2 separate regions of the Homo sapiens genome follow, and region 2 is linked to region 1. The links are chromatin loops, found by intact Hi-C in ENCODE. Cell type or tissue: dorsolateral prefrontal cortex. All regions are shown on one strand.

Region 1 (8,000 bases):
ATGACTTACTGTTTGCAACTTGAGGGAAAGAAAGCAAGAGAGAAGACTGATCCCAAATTGTCAGAAGACAGATTCCTCAATCCTGCCTGTCTCCCCAAATGGGAAAGAGCAGTTCAATGTGGAAGGGTCCAGTTAAAGCCCAGTTATGATTTTAGCCTAGAATGTGTCAGCCTTTTGTGTAGTGAGAGTTACTCTGGATGGAACACACTGTGCTGTCCTAGTGATGGGGGAGATTTTGCCCAATCTAACGGGCAGAGAGGAGGTGTATAAAGACTGAGCAGCCAGAGGGGATAGTCAAGGAAAAAGGAGCCCTGGAGTCGTTTCTTTTTTTTTTTTTACTTGGAATTTCTGCCCACCCATTTACTGGCAAAGAGGATTTGAGATGTCAGTGCCACTTACCTCAGATTTAGAGAAATTCATCAATTAAGGAGCACTTGTTGGCCTTTTTGCATACATGTTGGGTTGTCAAATGATTTTGTAGGGAGTCCATGTCTTCCTAGGGTCAGAATCGGAGCACGTTAATTGGAGCAGTTGGCTGAGTCTGATGGATGATGTTGCCTTCTGGGCTTAGCAGGTGACAGGATGTGAACCAGGTGTGCCTTGTCCCTGCCAGCTGGTGTGGATAGCATGGATGCCCAGGATTGTGGATCGTGACTTTACTCTGTATAACCGAGTCAGTGATGGCATCATCAAAGTCATTCATTCCTTCATTTGACATGCATTGATTGAGGTCCTACTCTGCACTCAGAATTGTTGTAGCCACTGGAGGTACAGTGATGAATAAAGGCAGAGGAAGAAACAGGTAAATCTGATGTCAGGTGGAGATTCAGGCTGTGAAGAAAAACCAAGTAGGGCAGGAGATAGTGCCGCGTGGGGAGCTATTCTAGGTTGGGTGGTCCAGGAGGCTGCTTGAAGGAGTGATGTTTGAGCAGAGTGCCAAGGCAGTATCCAAGGTGAAGAAAGTTCCGTGAGGAAGAGAGGGTACCTGCAGGGGCCTTGAGGCAGGAACAAACTTGACCTAGCTTGAGGGCCGTGTGGGTGGAGTAAAGGGAGCCAGGGGCCGAGTGTGGAGGGCAAGTAGTGCCCGTATATGGAAAGCCTTGCTGGGCAGGGCTCAGAATTTGGGTTCCATCATGATTATGATGGACGTGTGTGAAGAATTTTGAGCAGGAGGAGGTCCTGAGTTGATTGGATTTGTTTTTACAAGGATCATTCCGCTTGCATGGAGAATTGTCTGTAAGGGGCAAGAATAGAAGCAGATATCAGCTAGGAAGGTATGACAATCTTCCAGTGGAAGTGATAGTGACATGGACTCAGGTGAGGGGAGGGAGGTAATGATAAGGGGTTGGATGTATCCGTTGAGAATGAATTGGCCCCTCTCTGACTTTATCTCCTGCTACCTTCCCTATGATTTATTTCACTCCAGCCACACACGTTGTCTTTTACTTCCCCCAGATCTTTACTTGCTCTGTTTCTTTGAACTCTTACCATTTCTTGAAGTTATACACACATGTGCATGTACATGCACACACATGTATGTTTGCCCATTCCTTCTTTGTCTCTCCTTCTGGCATGTAAGTGTCATGAGGGCAGGCAGGGACTTTGTCAACTTTGTTGCTATGTCCCGAGTGTCTAGAATGTTGCTGCAGGCAGCAAATGTTCAAAATATTGATCGGATAAGTGAATGAAATTGAAAGGCCACCCACTGATCTCATTATATAATTTTTATTTGAAAAATTTCCACCGTGACTGCCTGAGGTTTTAATTGCTACACTAAACACACTGAAAACTTCAAACTGTATTATCAATTTAATAAAAATGAAGAAGTATTGAACACTTTAAGTAATAGGGAAAAATAAGGGAGAGGAGGTTTGTGTCAGCCGTGGAGAGATTCCGCCTGTGGTGAAAGAGACGGTGCTGAAAAGGAAAAACTTTGAACCTCTTCATTTATTGCAGTGAAATTTGTCACTTTTATTCACATCCAGTACCATCTAGCTGCTAATTTGTGTTTTTGTTGGAAAAGACTTTCAGGGAAATAGTTAACCTCCCTCAGTGCTGTGTTCTCAAAATTAGTTCTCCTGAGCTGCAGTCAAAGCTGGATAATTTTGCCATCAAAAAGCACACATTCTTCCCTAAGGAAATCGGCATGAGGCCATTCTGAGGTTGGAGAATGGGAGCAAGTGAGGATAGAGAGTAGTGGCTGTCCAAGGGCCCTCAAGGGTAGGCAGCCATAAGGCACAGCTTTTCCTGTAGACTTGTGGCTAAGGGACAGCCTCTAGGGATGGAGGAGCTTTTTCTTTGAATCCTGGCCCCTCTGCCATGTGGCCTTGCACAAGTCCCTTAACCACTTTATGCCTCAGTGCTCTCATCTGCAAAGTGGGAATGATACAGTACCTATCCTATGAGGTTGCTGTGATGATTGAGTTAATACATGTGGAAGGTCTTAGAACCATGTCTGGGGTAGTAAGTACTTAAAACATTTTAGCTGTTACTAAAAGGAAGAAGATTGTTGGTCATTAACAGTTGGCATAAATATTGGCAGGTAAAAGTTGTGTTATTTGGACCTGAGTGTTGAACTGGTGTGTAGCACTTGAATTAACTGGAAAAAGGAGGTGGTGGGGGTGTGTTCTGACACCTCCTAGTATACTACAATATAATTCTATTGTAACCACCCAGAGTTAGTGCAGACCCCATCAGTTAAAGGGTATGGTTCCCAAAAGGCTGTTCCCACTTCAGATGCCCACTGTAAGTGGGACTTCCAGGCCATTCACCCTTTTGACTGACTGGTTACAATCCAAGGGGTTCCCATGGCCTTCTTAGGTTTGATAATTTACTAGAATGAATCTCAGAACTCAGGAAAGCACTATATTTTCAACTATGGTTTTATTATAAAGGGTCTAAGTGAAGGTCAGTCAAATGAAGAGACACATGGGCTGATGTCTGGGAGGGTCGCGAATGCAGAGCTCCTGTGTCTTGTCCCTTGGAACTAGGGTGTGTCACCTGCCTGGCACGTTGATGTGTTTACCAACCAAAAAGCTCCAGTGAGCCTGGTGTCCAGTTTCTATTGGGGTTTCGTTACATAGGCAGGATTGATTGAGTACAACCACATGGCCAATGATTCAATTTCCAGTCCCCTCCTTTCCCCTCTCTGGATTGGGCTGGCTTAGAGCCCTGATCCTCTAATTGCATGGTTGGTTTTTCTGGTGACCAGACTCCAGCCTGAGTCATCTCATCTTAGTGTAAACTCAGGTGTGATCCAAGGGGTTTATCAAAAATAAATACACTCCTACTACAGCAGGTAGTCCAAGGATTTTGAACCATCCCTCTTCCCAACCAGGGGCAAAGGCCAGTCAGATTCTTTACTGTACAATAGGGAAATTATATGTGAGATAGCAAAATATAAGATGGTGGCCTGGGAAGGGCTTCTTGGGAGAAGTGGGCCCAGCTCTTTTCTCATGTTGGTGCTGCTGCTCTAATCCAATGTCAGGTTGGGTTTCTGGTTATGCAATAACATATGACTAACCTCATGGCTCTAGTTTTTTTTTGTTTTTTTTTTTTTTTTTTAAGACAGAGTCTCGCTCTGTTGCCAGGCTGAAGTGCAATGGCGTGATCTTGGCTCACTGCAACCTCTGCCTCCTGGGTTCAAGCGATTCTCCTGCCTCAGCCTCCCGAGCAGCTGGGACTACAGGTGCCTGCCAGCATGCCCAGCTAATTTTTATATTTTTACTAGAAACAGGTTTTCACCATGTTGGCCAGGATGGTCTCCATCTCCTGACCTCCTGATCCACCCACCTCGGCCTCCCAAAGTGCTGGGATTACAAGCATGAGACACTGTGCCTGGCCTCTTTTCCTTTTCTTTAGAATAACTTTATTTAGTCTCATGGCAATTAAGTTGTCTTCTGGAATTTTATGGTGACCTTTTACTAAATATACCACAAATACTGCTTTTCTGAATTTGAGTCTTTGGAGAATGTGGTTTTAAAACTTTTCTGTGACATTCTTTGGGAATCCACTGAGTTGCTGGTTATAAGGTATCTTTCTGGCTTTCAGATATGCCCTTCTGAATAAATGCACCCCAACTTTGGATGGACATGGGGTGCTGGCTTGTGGATGGGCAGGCTGTCTTTCTGCTTTATGCATCTGAAGTTCTTGGCCACTGAAGACTTGCAATCTGGTGATGGGCAGGCTTGTGGTAAGATTTTTTTGTGGTCTTCCCTGCTATCTCAGTTATTAGTGAACAGTCACCTGATTTTCCCATGTTTGATTTTTGTAGCAAGTGTGGTTTCTGTAGTTCATTTCTTTGATTTGCTGTTTTTCTCTTGCTACTGCAGACTTCTCACTTTCATGAATTTCACAGTACATGTTTGTCCCTGCAATTAAAGATTGAATGTTCCCGGGAGTATTTTCATTTTATCTGAAGAGTTTGTAGTCCCAGCTCCCTTCCCCACCACCCAACCCCACAACAACAAAAATTGTGTAGACTAGCATTACTCCAAAGGACTTGATGAGGATTTGATTGGAGCCCAAGTGGCTGGAGCACCCTAACTAGTTACAAAGCTCAAAGGAGGCCCTTTGTTTTCAAATCTCCTCTCCTTTGTTTTTGTTTTTTTCAGACAGTCTCTCTTTGCCCAGGCTGGAGTGCCGTGGCATGATCCATGGAACACTGCAGCCTCAACCTCCCCAGGCTCAGGTGATACTCCCACGTCAGCCTCCCGAGTAGCTAGGACTACAGGTGCATGCCACCATGGCTGGCTAATTTATGTATTTTTTTTAATAGAGATGGGGTTTTGCCATGTTGCCCAGGCTGGTCTTGAGCTCCTGTGCTCAAGTGATCTGCCCGTCTCGGCCTCCCAGAGTGCTGGGATTACAAGTGTGAGCCAGTGCACCCAGTCAGCTATTTAAAAAAATTTTTTTAGAGACAGAATCTTGCCAAGTTGCCCAGGCTGGTCTCCAATTCCTGGGCTCAGCCCATCCCCCTGCTTTGGAACGTTTCATGTTCCCAAGCCGAAACTGTGTCCCTCCCCGCCAGTCCCTGGCACCGTCTGTTCTTTTTCTGTATTATGTGCCTGGCACATAGTACGCACCCAGTACCTGTTGTGATTGTGATTTTTATTAGTAATAGTTGGTCGTACCTAATTGGCATGTGCTGTTTTAAAGTGACAATAAAACGTACACGACAAACTTTGAGAGCATGGGGTATTGTCATGGTTTGAATGTGTCCTCCAAAGTTCATGTGTTGGAAACATCCCAGTGCAATACTGTTTACAGGTGAGAACTTTAAGAGGTGATTAAGTCATGCAGACTCAACCCTCCTGAATAGATGAATGAGGTTATCGCGGGAGCGCGTGGGTTATCGCGGGAGCGCGTTCCTGATGAAAGGGTGGGTTCGCCCCCTCCCCCTACCCCCCCCACCAGCAGGTTCCAGATGGAAGGGTGGGTTCGCGCCGTCTTTCGCCTCCTCCTCCTCCTCCTCCTTGCGGGAGCGGGTTCCTGATAGGAGGGTGGGTTCGCGCCCTCCTCCTTCTGGCGCAAGTGGGTTTCTCATGGGAGGGTGGGTTCGCACCCTCTTCCTTCTCGCGCGAGCGGGTTCCTGATGGGAGGGTGGGTTCTCGCCCTCCTCCTCCTCCTCTTTCTCCTGGCGTGAGCGGGTTCCTGATGGGAGGGTGGGTTCGCGCCCTCCTCCTCCTCCTCCTCCTTGCGCTAGCAGGTTCCTGATGGTAGGGTGGTTTCGTGCCCTCCTCCTCCTCGCGCGAGCGGGTTCCTGATGGGTGGGTGGATTCGCGCCCTCCTCCTCCTGCTCGCGCCAGCGGCTTCCTGATGGGTGGGTGAGTTCACGCCCTCTTTCTCCTGCTCACGCCAGCGGCTTCCTGATGGAAGGGTGGATTCGTGCCCTCCTTCTCCTCCTGCTCGCGCCAGCGGGTTCCTGATGGTAGGGTGGGTTCGCGCCCTCCTCCTCGCGTGAGCGGGTTCCTGATTGAAGGGTGGGTTCGCGCCTTCCTCTTCCTCCTGGCGCGAGCGGGTTCCTGATGGAAGGGTGGGTTTGCGCGCTCCTCGCGCGAGCGGGTTCCTGATGGAAGGGTGGGTTCGCGCCCTCCTCGCGCTAGTGGGTTCCTGATGAAAAGGTGGGTTCACGCCTTTTTTCTTCTGCTTGCGCGAGCGGGTTCCTGATGAAAGGGTGGGTTTGGCTCCCTTCTTTTCTCTTCCTCCTCCTTTTCTCTTCCTCCTCCCATGAGTGTGCTCTTGCATCGTGGAGTGACTTGGCAAGAATGCCCTCAAATGCAGGCCCCTTGAACTTGGGCTTTCGCAGCCTCCAGACCTGCAAGAAATAAATCTCTGTTCTTTACTTGTCTCAGGTATTCTGTCATAGCAGCACAAATTGGAATGAAACAGGTATGTAGGCATCCTTATATCTTGCTAGCTATATCTTGCTAGTTTTGGGGATGTAAATCAGTACAATTTTACTGAAAGAAACATGGGATATCACTGCTACACAAGCCTAAAAATCCTCGTATTATTGTATCAGATAATTCCTTTGCTCTAAGGAAATATACAGAGGTATGATATACAAATGTAGGAGTGAAAGACTATTGCATTACTTTTTAAAATTTTTTTATTTTTTTATTTTTATTTTTATTACTTTTTTAAATAGAAAAATTGAACAAATTAAATGCCTAGTACTGTGGGATTATTTAAGTAAAACATGCAATTACTACTTAGCTTTTAAATTGTGGTAAAATATTTATCATGGGAAAATGTTTAAAATCTGTTGTGATATAAAAGGCTGTAAGAAAGCAAGCATAAATATAAGTGTATTTTTGTGATATATGTGTATGGATGATATACCATATATGGGAATATATATGGAACATACTAAAATTTTACCATCTGTAGGGAGTGGAATGATGAATGATGTTTAAAAAAATTTTTCTTTGTGGTTTTCCAGTATTTAATAAATTTTTTGTGATTGAGCAAGTATTTTGGTCTATTAGAAAAAAACAGTAATTTCACTTGGAAAAGTGATATTTTGATTGGCTCTGTGAGGTTACTTTATTTTTATTTTTATTTTTTATTTTTTTTTTTTTTTGAGACAAGGTCTCGCTATGTTACCCAGGCTAGAGTACAGTGATGCAGTCATGACTCACTGCAGCCTTGAATTCCCAGATTCAAGCAATTCTCCTACCTCAGCCTCCCAAGCAGCTGGGACTACAGGGACATGCCAACATGCCTAGCTACTTTATTTTGTAGAGATGGGGTCTCCCTGTGTTGCATGGGCTCATCTTAAACTCTTGGACTCAAGCAGTCCTCCCACTTCAGCCTCCTGAATATCTGGGATTATAGACATGTACCACATCCAGCTGTTACATGAGGTTAAAAGAGAACGATCCCCAGGGGGAGAACCTGGCAAAATGGGCCTGTTTATAGGGGTCCCCACCACCCAGTGGCTAGCTGGCTCTTCACACAGCAGCTGCCCTTGTGCCCAGGCGGTGGTGGACATGCCCCCTAAGCCCTCCTTCCTAGCCCTCTTGGGAGTCCCAACCTGAATGTGAGTGAGCCCCTCTGAGTTTTTTGACATCAGAGGAAACAGGGCAATCTCCCCTCTCTTACATACCCCAAATCTTTGTGTGTGTGTGTGTGTGTGTGTGTGTGTGTGTGTGTGTGTGTGTGTGTGTGTTTTGACAAGTTTCTAGCCCAGGCCCTGTGGGGTTTGCTGGGAGAGTGTTTTAATCAATCGCGATGAAAGTTGGCTTCTGCTAGATCCCATTTTTGGATCCCATTTTCCAGGCCTGTTAAATCTTCCTGGCACGCCTAACTCAAGACATTTATGTCCTTGTACTTTTGTGCATAAAATCTTAGAATGAGTAAAAATAAACTTGCCTGCTGCTCAGAATTGACCCTGAGCGATATATCTTCCGCTGGACACTGGTGCCAGATGGTATTGCACCTCCTACTGGGTTAATGAACAGGCATTTGCCGAAAACCTTGAATTGCTCTTGAATCAT
Region 2 (8,000 bases), 56 kb after region 1:
ACGTGTTATGAAAAGGAGAATTGTGCCATGTTCTCTGTTATCCTCCACTGGAAATTAGGATCTGATCTGCCCCTGCTCTTACTATCCTAGATAAGGTAAAAAGCAGTGCTTCTCATGTGAAAACAAGTAACCTTGCAGTCTGGTTATAAACACCAATTGATTCTATTGTTTTGGGATTGGGCCTAAGATTCTGCATTTTTAACAACCTGCCAGATCATTTCAGTGCTACCTTTCCACAGATGAGAGTTCGAGTAGCAATGTTATAGAGGTGCTAGTTGCTAAAAGCATTGTAGACATCGAGGCTTTTGGGCTAGCCTCAAATCATTTCTCATCTTTGGAGCCAAATGCCCAGGAGAGGTTAATAAAAGCTGTATTAGTTCAGCATTATTCTCTACAAGTCCTTCCATAGTGTGGGATGATCTAACAAGGCTCTGTGGTAGACTAGCTATTGAAAGTCTGGCTACTCAGGCAGGGCATTGGCCTAAGACCAGTTTGTGATTCCTTTAAGGAGAAAACAAGCCTACCTTGGCAGATGAATTATCTAGTAAGCCAGTGACTCTACATTTGTGGGGTGGGAGAAGAGCAGAGAGCTTACCTCTTAAAATTCTAGAATGGATCACATTTTGGGTTTCACTAGATAGGGCCAATAGAGTTGTTATAGAATGTCTTTTAAATGTTCTCATGCCTGGCTGTGTATTAAAATCATCTAAGCAGCTTAAAATAAAAATACCTCTGCTTGGGCCACACCTGAGACAAAGTAAATCAAAATCTTTGGGTGTGATAGCTGGGCATCTCTATTTTTTAAAGAGCAGTCCAGGTGATTCTATGTACATCATAGTTGGGAGGTCCTGGTTTAGTCAGTCCTAAGCTCTGAGGGCAAGAAACTCTCCTGAGAAGCTCCATTTTTAACTTGAGCTGGTTTATCATTTGTGCAAACTGAGGGTTTGTGACCAGAAACCAGTCAGGCTGACCCAAGTTATTTGCAGTGTTTGGGAGAGTTGACCTTGGTGTATACATTAAGGAACTAGTGAACTTATCAGCCAGCATCTAACCAATGATTTCTTCCCTAAGAAAATTCAGACCTTGACTTTTATGACTCTGGGTCTGTTAAAGCTTAGGGCTGTGCGATTGAGTGGCTTGACTACTGTAACTTTATTTTAGAAGTGATGAGAACTTCTTTATAAGGTTAAGTTGGATAAGCCTGAGTGGTCACTTCAGATTGTGCATGTGTGTGCACACATATGTATTTCTTCACTGCTTAGCTAGTTCATTTTTTTAACCAAATCAGATTTGGGGAGGACTGTCCCTTTTCTGCAAATAGGGCAGCTGGAACACTCCTGGGGTAGGCCAGTACCCAGCCGGTGCTCCTCCCGAGGTGGAGGAGAGGGGTACTAGGGGTCGGGGTAATTGGGCTGGAGGGCTTAGGAAGCATTTGGAAATAATGAGCTTTATCTTGAAGGCATTACCCATATTTTTGAAATAAGTGTGGTGATTTTTGTGATTGTGATTTTCTTTATTACTGGGGCCATTTTGGCCTGTTGTCATTCTTGGTTTTTTTTCTAGATGTAGAGTGTTGCCAGAAGTCTGATCCTCAGAGAAAAGGTGCATTTTACACTTATTATAAAATTTCTTTGTGGCTTTACTGTCCTTTGAGAGTGGAAGCAAATCTTTTGAGTATTTTCATTCAACATTAAGGAGACCTACCTGACAAATTGACATGCTGTGTGATCTTTTCACAGATGATTCTTTCTTTCTTCTTAGAGAGTCATTATCAACCTATCTTAAAGCCTGTTCATGGTTTCCTGGGCCGGATGCCAGGTGACAATCCTAGCGTTTTTTGTTTTTTTTTTTAATGGCTGTCTGATGAAGCATCATCCAGATTTGGTCTTGCTCAAAGCCTTCTTCCCTGTGCTCATTGATTTATGGACCAGGTCTTTGGAGCAGAGGCCCAGTGCCTTAATACTCATTAGTAAATTGGGCACAGCTAGCCTAGGAATGAGATTCTCAGTCAGTGCCCAGACAGCACTGAGAGATGTGGAGAAAATGAGACTCATTTATCAGTCACCTTGAGACAGCATCAGCAGTCGGCCACCTTCCTTCACTCTGAGGCCTTCCACAGCCTCAGCACAGGCTTCTGAGCCTGCTGGTCTTGAGGGGTGGTGATGGACTCCCAGGTTCACCTTGGTCTGCTTCTCTCTCACTCTGCATTCTAGTTACATGGGCAGAACCTGTCTGAGCATCTTCCAGTGGGTGAGTAAGATCCTGTTGATTGGTAAGGCAGTCCCTCTCAACCGAGGCAGTTTTGGCAGTGTTGAGAGACATTTTTCGATTGTCACAACCCTCTAGTTATAGAGGGTTATTGGAGGGCTCTAATGGCATCTAGTGGCTAGAGGCCAGCAATGCTGTTAAACCTCTAATAGCTTCCCACAACAAAAAAATTATTCAGACCCATATGTCAGTTGTGCAAAGATTGAGAAACATTGGATTAAAGTGATTTATTTCATTTTTCAGGGACCCGTGCTTTGTTTTGGTTTAGTAGTTGTTTTCAGAATTATTATTATTTTTGAGGCAGCGTCTTGCTCTGTCGCCTAGGCTGGAGTGCAGTGGCGCGATCTCGGCTCACTGCAAGCTCCGTCTCCCGGGTTCACGCCATTCTCCTGCCTCAGCCTCCCGAGTAGCTGGGACTGCAGGCGCCTGCCACCACGCCCGGCTAATTTTTTGTATTTTTAGGAGAGACGGGGTTTCACCGTGTTAGCCAGGATGGTCTCGACCTCCCAACCTCGTGATCCGCCCCCTCGGCCTCCCAAAGTGCGGATTACAGGCGTGAGCCACAGCGCCCAGCCCCTCAGAATTCTTGGAGTTACCGCTGTTGCCTTTTTTTGTTGTTAGGAAATTCTCTCAACTGTGAATATCGTATGGGCCTAGTGAATGAAACTCATAGAACATGTGAAGATCTTATCTGCTCCAGCAACCACAGCTTCCTTCTCACTCTTGTCCTCTTTCCCTTTTGTCCACCTGCCAGTAATGTGCACATCCAAGAGACTAAGTCAGGATAAAATCATCAAATGTTGGTTTTCTCTTACCCCACCCACGCCCTCTAGTGGCCTGTTTTGCCTCTAAAGCTGCTTTGCCTGTCCCTTCCTCCTCTGCTTCTCCTTTTAACACCAACTGTATTTAGGTGAAGACTACCCCCATCTCCTTTCCATCTGTCTTCTTTATACCTGTGAATGTCAGAGAACAGCTGGGGTAGGTGTGGCAGAACCTGGGAATAGAGAGGGCAGGAAGAAGAGTGCATGTTCTGGACCCAGATTCACCAGCCCTGTTACAGTGTTTGGAAATTTATTTTGCTATTGATGCCAGATATGGAGCCCTGAACTCCACTGAGTGGATGGTATAACTGCAAGACAAATATGCACTTCAGGTGGGTGGCATTGGAGGTTTTCCTTTCTCTGCCCACAGGAAAAATGCAAGTGTAGTGTAATGAATTAAAACTCTGGGTACAGGACTGTCTTGCTTTGATCACTTCAAATGTAAGAGGGGATGGGCTGTTTAAAACCCAGATATTCAAAGAGTATTCCCAAGATAGCAAAGGTGTGTTGTTTTTAGCAGGTGTATTTCAGCTAGTTAATTAAAATAAGACTAGTTTAGCCACTTCCAAAGGGAACAGACTGTTTTCATTTAGAATGTGTTTTTCCTGTTTATAAAAAAAAAAAAAAAAAAAAGGACCCAGGTCCTGAAAGTGAAAGGTCTCTGTTCATACCTATTTCTTGGGCAGCACCCTGCCTGCTCCTGAGCTCCTTTGCTTCCTAGAGCTAGAAGAGAGTTGGTGGCATCACAGCTGTCAGGGATTCACAGTTGAGCTTTTGGGCACCTGCTGAGTGGGCTCTATCAGGTTGGTGGCACTGGGCCATCTGGGGGAGTGAATGACCTCAGAGCTTCTTCCCAGGAATTTGGATTTATTTTAGAAGAGAAAGCTGCTTTGCCTGTCCCTTCTCCTCCTCTGCTTCTCCTTTTAACACCAACTGTATTTAGATGAAGACTGCCCCCCACCACCGTCCCCGTTCCATCTGTCTTTCTTACACCAGTAATCCTGTAAATGTGTATTTTTCTCCCTTTCATGTGTTGATTCAACCCTTGAGGTTGGTGGGACATTGCATTAGACTCACGGCTTCTTAATAGTACTGGACTTTGGTTTCTGTTTTGTGTTCCATACGGAGAGGTCTCTTCCTTTCTGAGTTTCCGCATGCAGCTGGTAGACTCAGCTTGGTTTGGCGGAGGCCATGTAGTATTAGGCAGGAATTGGGGTGCTGGTTTGATTCTAACTGGAAAACATAATATTTTCTGGCCTCAGGGTCTTCCTCTGTAAATTGAGGGTTTGCATTTGATATTTTCCTAAGCAAAACCAGACGTTGTCTTCCAGTCTGTAAAAAGGTATTTTATACATTTTAATTTATCATATTTCCTGTTAAAGTTGATTGTTAGACCAGGGAGATGTGGTTCTGTGGTGAGCACAAAACCAGGAGTTTGGTAAGAGGTTGTGCAGTCAATGCAAGGTTAGCACCCAGTTGATTTCTGCACTGTGTTTTGGTTCACGGTAGAAGCAGTCCATATTCATCCAATTATGAATGGGAGTGGCTATCATTTTAAAGAATAACTTACCAAGCACTCTAAGTTGCTTTTAATGTAAATTGAGATGGAGGCTGAAAAGAGAAGTAGTAGAAATTGTTTCAAAGTTGAATTATTAACATCTAAAGACAGTTGTCACTTAAAATATGGGAGTCAGGCAAGCAGCCTTGGAACTTCAAGATATGTGACCAACTCTCATCTGGCATTTAATTAGGGTAGTGCTTTTTTGTCATACAATTTCATGTGAATAGATACCTGGGCCTGAATTAAAAAAAAAAAAAAACAAAAAAAAAACGTAAACTAGACCACTACTGAGCATTAGTTTTGTGACCAATAAGGTGGAAATTTGAAGTTCAAACTTCAGTGTATGGAGGTAGCCAGGGCAGTTTTGCTGAGTCTCTGCGATATAAATTGATACGTATATTGATTGTCTCTAGTATCTTAGGATTTGGCATGTCAAACTTTTTTTGAAAAATGTTTAAAAACATCTTAAACAAAACCAAAAGTCAAATGAAACATTTGTGGAACCTCTGGAACATCTCTGTGAATGAATCTTTGATGTTCTTTGGAGCACAGTTTGAGAACCAATAACTCAGTTGCTCACCCCTACTCCTGTGGCTCTAACAGTGTTCTGTGTTTCTAGAACTTTCTCCATGTTATACATGTGGAAACTGAGATGGACACACTTAGGATCACACAATGCCAATGGTAGAACAAGCTGCAGATCAGAGATTTTCAGGTTTTTGATGCAAGGTTCTCTCAGTTCCTCCTTGTCACCCTTTCAGGTCTTATTTTCTGTGATCTTCTCAGCATAACAGTGACAATACAAGTGGCCTCCAAGAAAGGTTCCCGGGTATTTTCCCCTCCATCCCTTGTCTTAGACATATTTTGTTTCTGTAATCTCACTGCCCTGCCCCCCTAGAATTTTCTTCTGGAGTGTTTTTTTGCAGTTTTCTTCTCTGTTAATACCTGACTACCATCACATCCACTTTAGTTTAACCCTGCCTCTTCAAGGGTTTTACTACTAAGGGTAAAATCTTGTAAAAGGTAAGGTGCAAATGTATTGTCAGAATGCCCAGGTTCTGTGGCTCATACCAGAAGGAGGTCTTGGAGGTCTTTGCTAATTTGCATTTCTTCACCTCATTTCCACCATCCTGTCCTTCCATCTAGCAAATACTTAATGACCACCCTCTGTGTGCAAGGCATGGCCATTGCCGGCATTTCTTGTCTTTGGGGGCCTCACAGACCCCATAGGCGAGATGAAACGGGATTGTCCTATAGAGCAAGGAAGGAGCACGAACTGCTATGAGTTACGAGTACTCTATGGAAGGGGAGCTTTCCTCAGTCTAGGGAGCCCCTGGAGGCTTTATGCAGGAAGGAGGTGGGGTGAGATTGGAGGCTGGAGATGTGGGTGGGATTTTCCAAGGAAATTGGGTGGACACAGTGACTTAGGATTTCTTGAAGGTTACTGTACAGGATGAAGCTAAATGTAGGCTCCTTAGCCACCATTTAATGATGACTATGAAGTAGCTCAGGTGGTACACAGTGAGGACAGAGAGGTCTGGGAACCACTAAGTTAGAGCAGCGCTGTCCTATGTGAATGTGTGAATGTGGCGCATGGGATGGTATTGTCCTGCAGGGCTATTTGAAGAGACCAAATCTCTGCTTGGGGCTGGCATTGCTTCTGAAGGGATGGGCATTTCTGCCTTTGTTTATCCTCTGAGGAGGCAGGCCCTTGTGTCAGAAATAGGGCCTCCAGGGATGTTGGATGGCCACCTGGAGGAACTGCTTCATTGGTCTCGTTCTCACTCCATTGGAACTGGGCTGCTGCTCAGTGTTCTCAGGTGGGTTGAGAAATTGGCATTTGCCAGACAAGGTGGGCCAGGAGCCTTCTGAAGCCAGGCTCCTGGCCAGGAGCCTGTAAGGTTGATCCAGAGGTTATAAGAGCGGTCATATGTGGTGAACTGGAAGTAGATCACTGTGGTTTCCTTCTGTTGCTAGGCCCATGGCCAGCCCTTAGTTCCTGCCCTGGTCTTGGCTGTGCTAGGCCCATGACACTCATCTGCCTGCTCTAAGCCAAACTCCTCCTTTTCCCCATAGCTTTAGAGGTGGGCTTGCTTTCTTTTTTCTTTTTTTTTTTTAACAGTTTTTTTTTTGAGATATGATACACATATCATACCATCCTCCTATTTAAACGTATACAACTCCATGGCTTTTGGTATGTCCACAGAATTATGCTCCTATCACCACAATTTTAGAACCTTTTTGTTACCCCCTAGAAAAACCCTATACACCTTAGCTATCACCTCTCATTTCCTCCATTCTCCATACCCCAGCCCTAAGCAAGTACTAATGTATTTTCTGCCTTTACAGATTTGCCTATTCTAGACATTTAATATCAATGGAATCATGCAATATGTGTTTTTTTGTTACTTTTTTTGCTTAGTATAATGTTCTTAAGAGTCATCTATGTGTAGCATAATCAGTTCATTCCTTTTTATAGCCAGATAATATTTAATTGCATGGATATGGCAGTTTTGTTTCCATTTCCTCAGTTGATGCACATTAGGCTGGTTTTACTTTTGTTTATTATGGATAATGCTGCTGAGTATGGATACTGCTGCTGAGTACTTCTGTGTACAAGTTTTTGTGTAGACACGTATTTTCATTTCTCTTGGGAGAGTTCCTAGAAGCAGAATTGTTTGGATCATACAGTAACTCCATGTTTAACTATTTGAGGTACTGCCAGATTATTTCCCACACTGGCTGCGCCATTTGATATTCCCACCAGTGGTAGATGAGGGTTCCAATTTCTCCACATCTTCACCAACACTTGTTCTTATCTGTATGTCCTTATGAGTGTGAAGTTAGTATCTCATTGTGGTTTTGATTTGCATTTCCTCTAATGACTAATGATGTTGAGCATCTTTTCATGTGCTTTTTTTTTCTTTCTTTCAGGAGAATTGACACATTTCTTTGCCAGAGATCTCTAACCATCTTTATAAAGGTTGAAGATGATTTTGTTGTGTTGAGGCGTCAGTGGGAAGGAACAAGGTGATTGCTACTCTTTTAGAAAGTAGGAGGATAGAGGGGATGCATATTGAGGTGGCTAATTCTGCAAACAGACTTGGTGCAAACTTTTTTCTGGAAGTGAATTGATGAAGTCACGGCCATGAGCTGACATTACTCTGGTTGGCAACAAGGTCTTCTGAGATCCACTGTATAGTCCCACTGTGCCCATTGGATGACTTAGCTAGAGGACACAGCCGTTAGAAGGTCTGGAGGTAGGCATCTTCTTAGCTCCAGCAACAACTTCTTGATCACTGTTAGTCTAGGGCTTCCTCATTAATTGTCTGGTCATTCCTGATGATCTT

The links. Hi-C counts contacts between places; a loop is a spot of excess contacts. Peaks named below come from ENCODE experiments on the same cell type or tissue, not always from the same donor. Only the 100,000 strongest peaks of a DNase experiment are listed, where the experiment ranks them.
Region 2: a loop joins it to region 1, with 2.0 times the contacts of the local background. A loop is called at or near these places in 10 of 110 quality-filtered maps.

Annotation. Positions count from the first base shown.
Region 1 is chr2:134,186,057-134,194,056 of GRCh38, forward strand. It overlaps a transcript of MGAT5 not described here. Among named protein-coding and RNA genes, the nearest start is that of MIR3679, 63 kb to the left of the region's middle. In dorsolateral prefrontal cortex, no CTCF peak of the experiment used is centred here; a DNase peak (open chromatin) is centred at 4,975; H3K27ac peaks cover 858 bases.
Region 2 is chr2:134,242,466-134,250,465 of GRCh38, forward strand. It overlaps a transcript of MGAT5 not described here. Among named protein-coding and RNA genes, the nearest start is that of MGAT5, 7.6 kb to the right of the region's middle. RefSeq lists enhancers at 2,198-2,698, 2,699-3,199, 5,585-5,634, 5,695-5,784. In dorsolateral prefrontal cortex, CTCF peaks have their summits at 3,120 (motif pointing left) and 3,321; DNase peaks (open chromatin) are centred at 3,106 and 3,895; H3K4me3 peaks cover 563 bases; H3K27ac peaks cover 1,189 bases.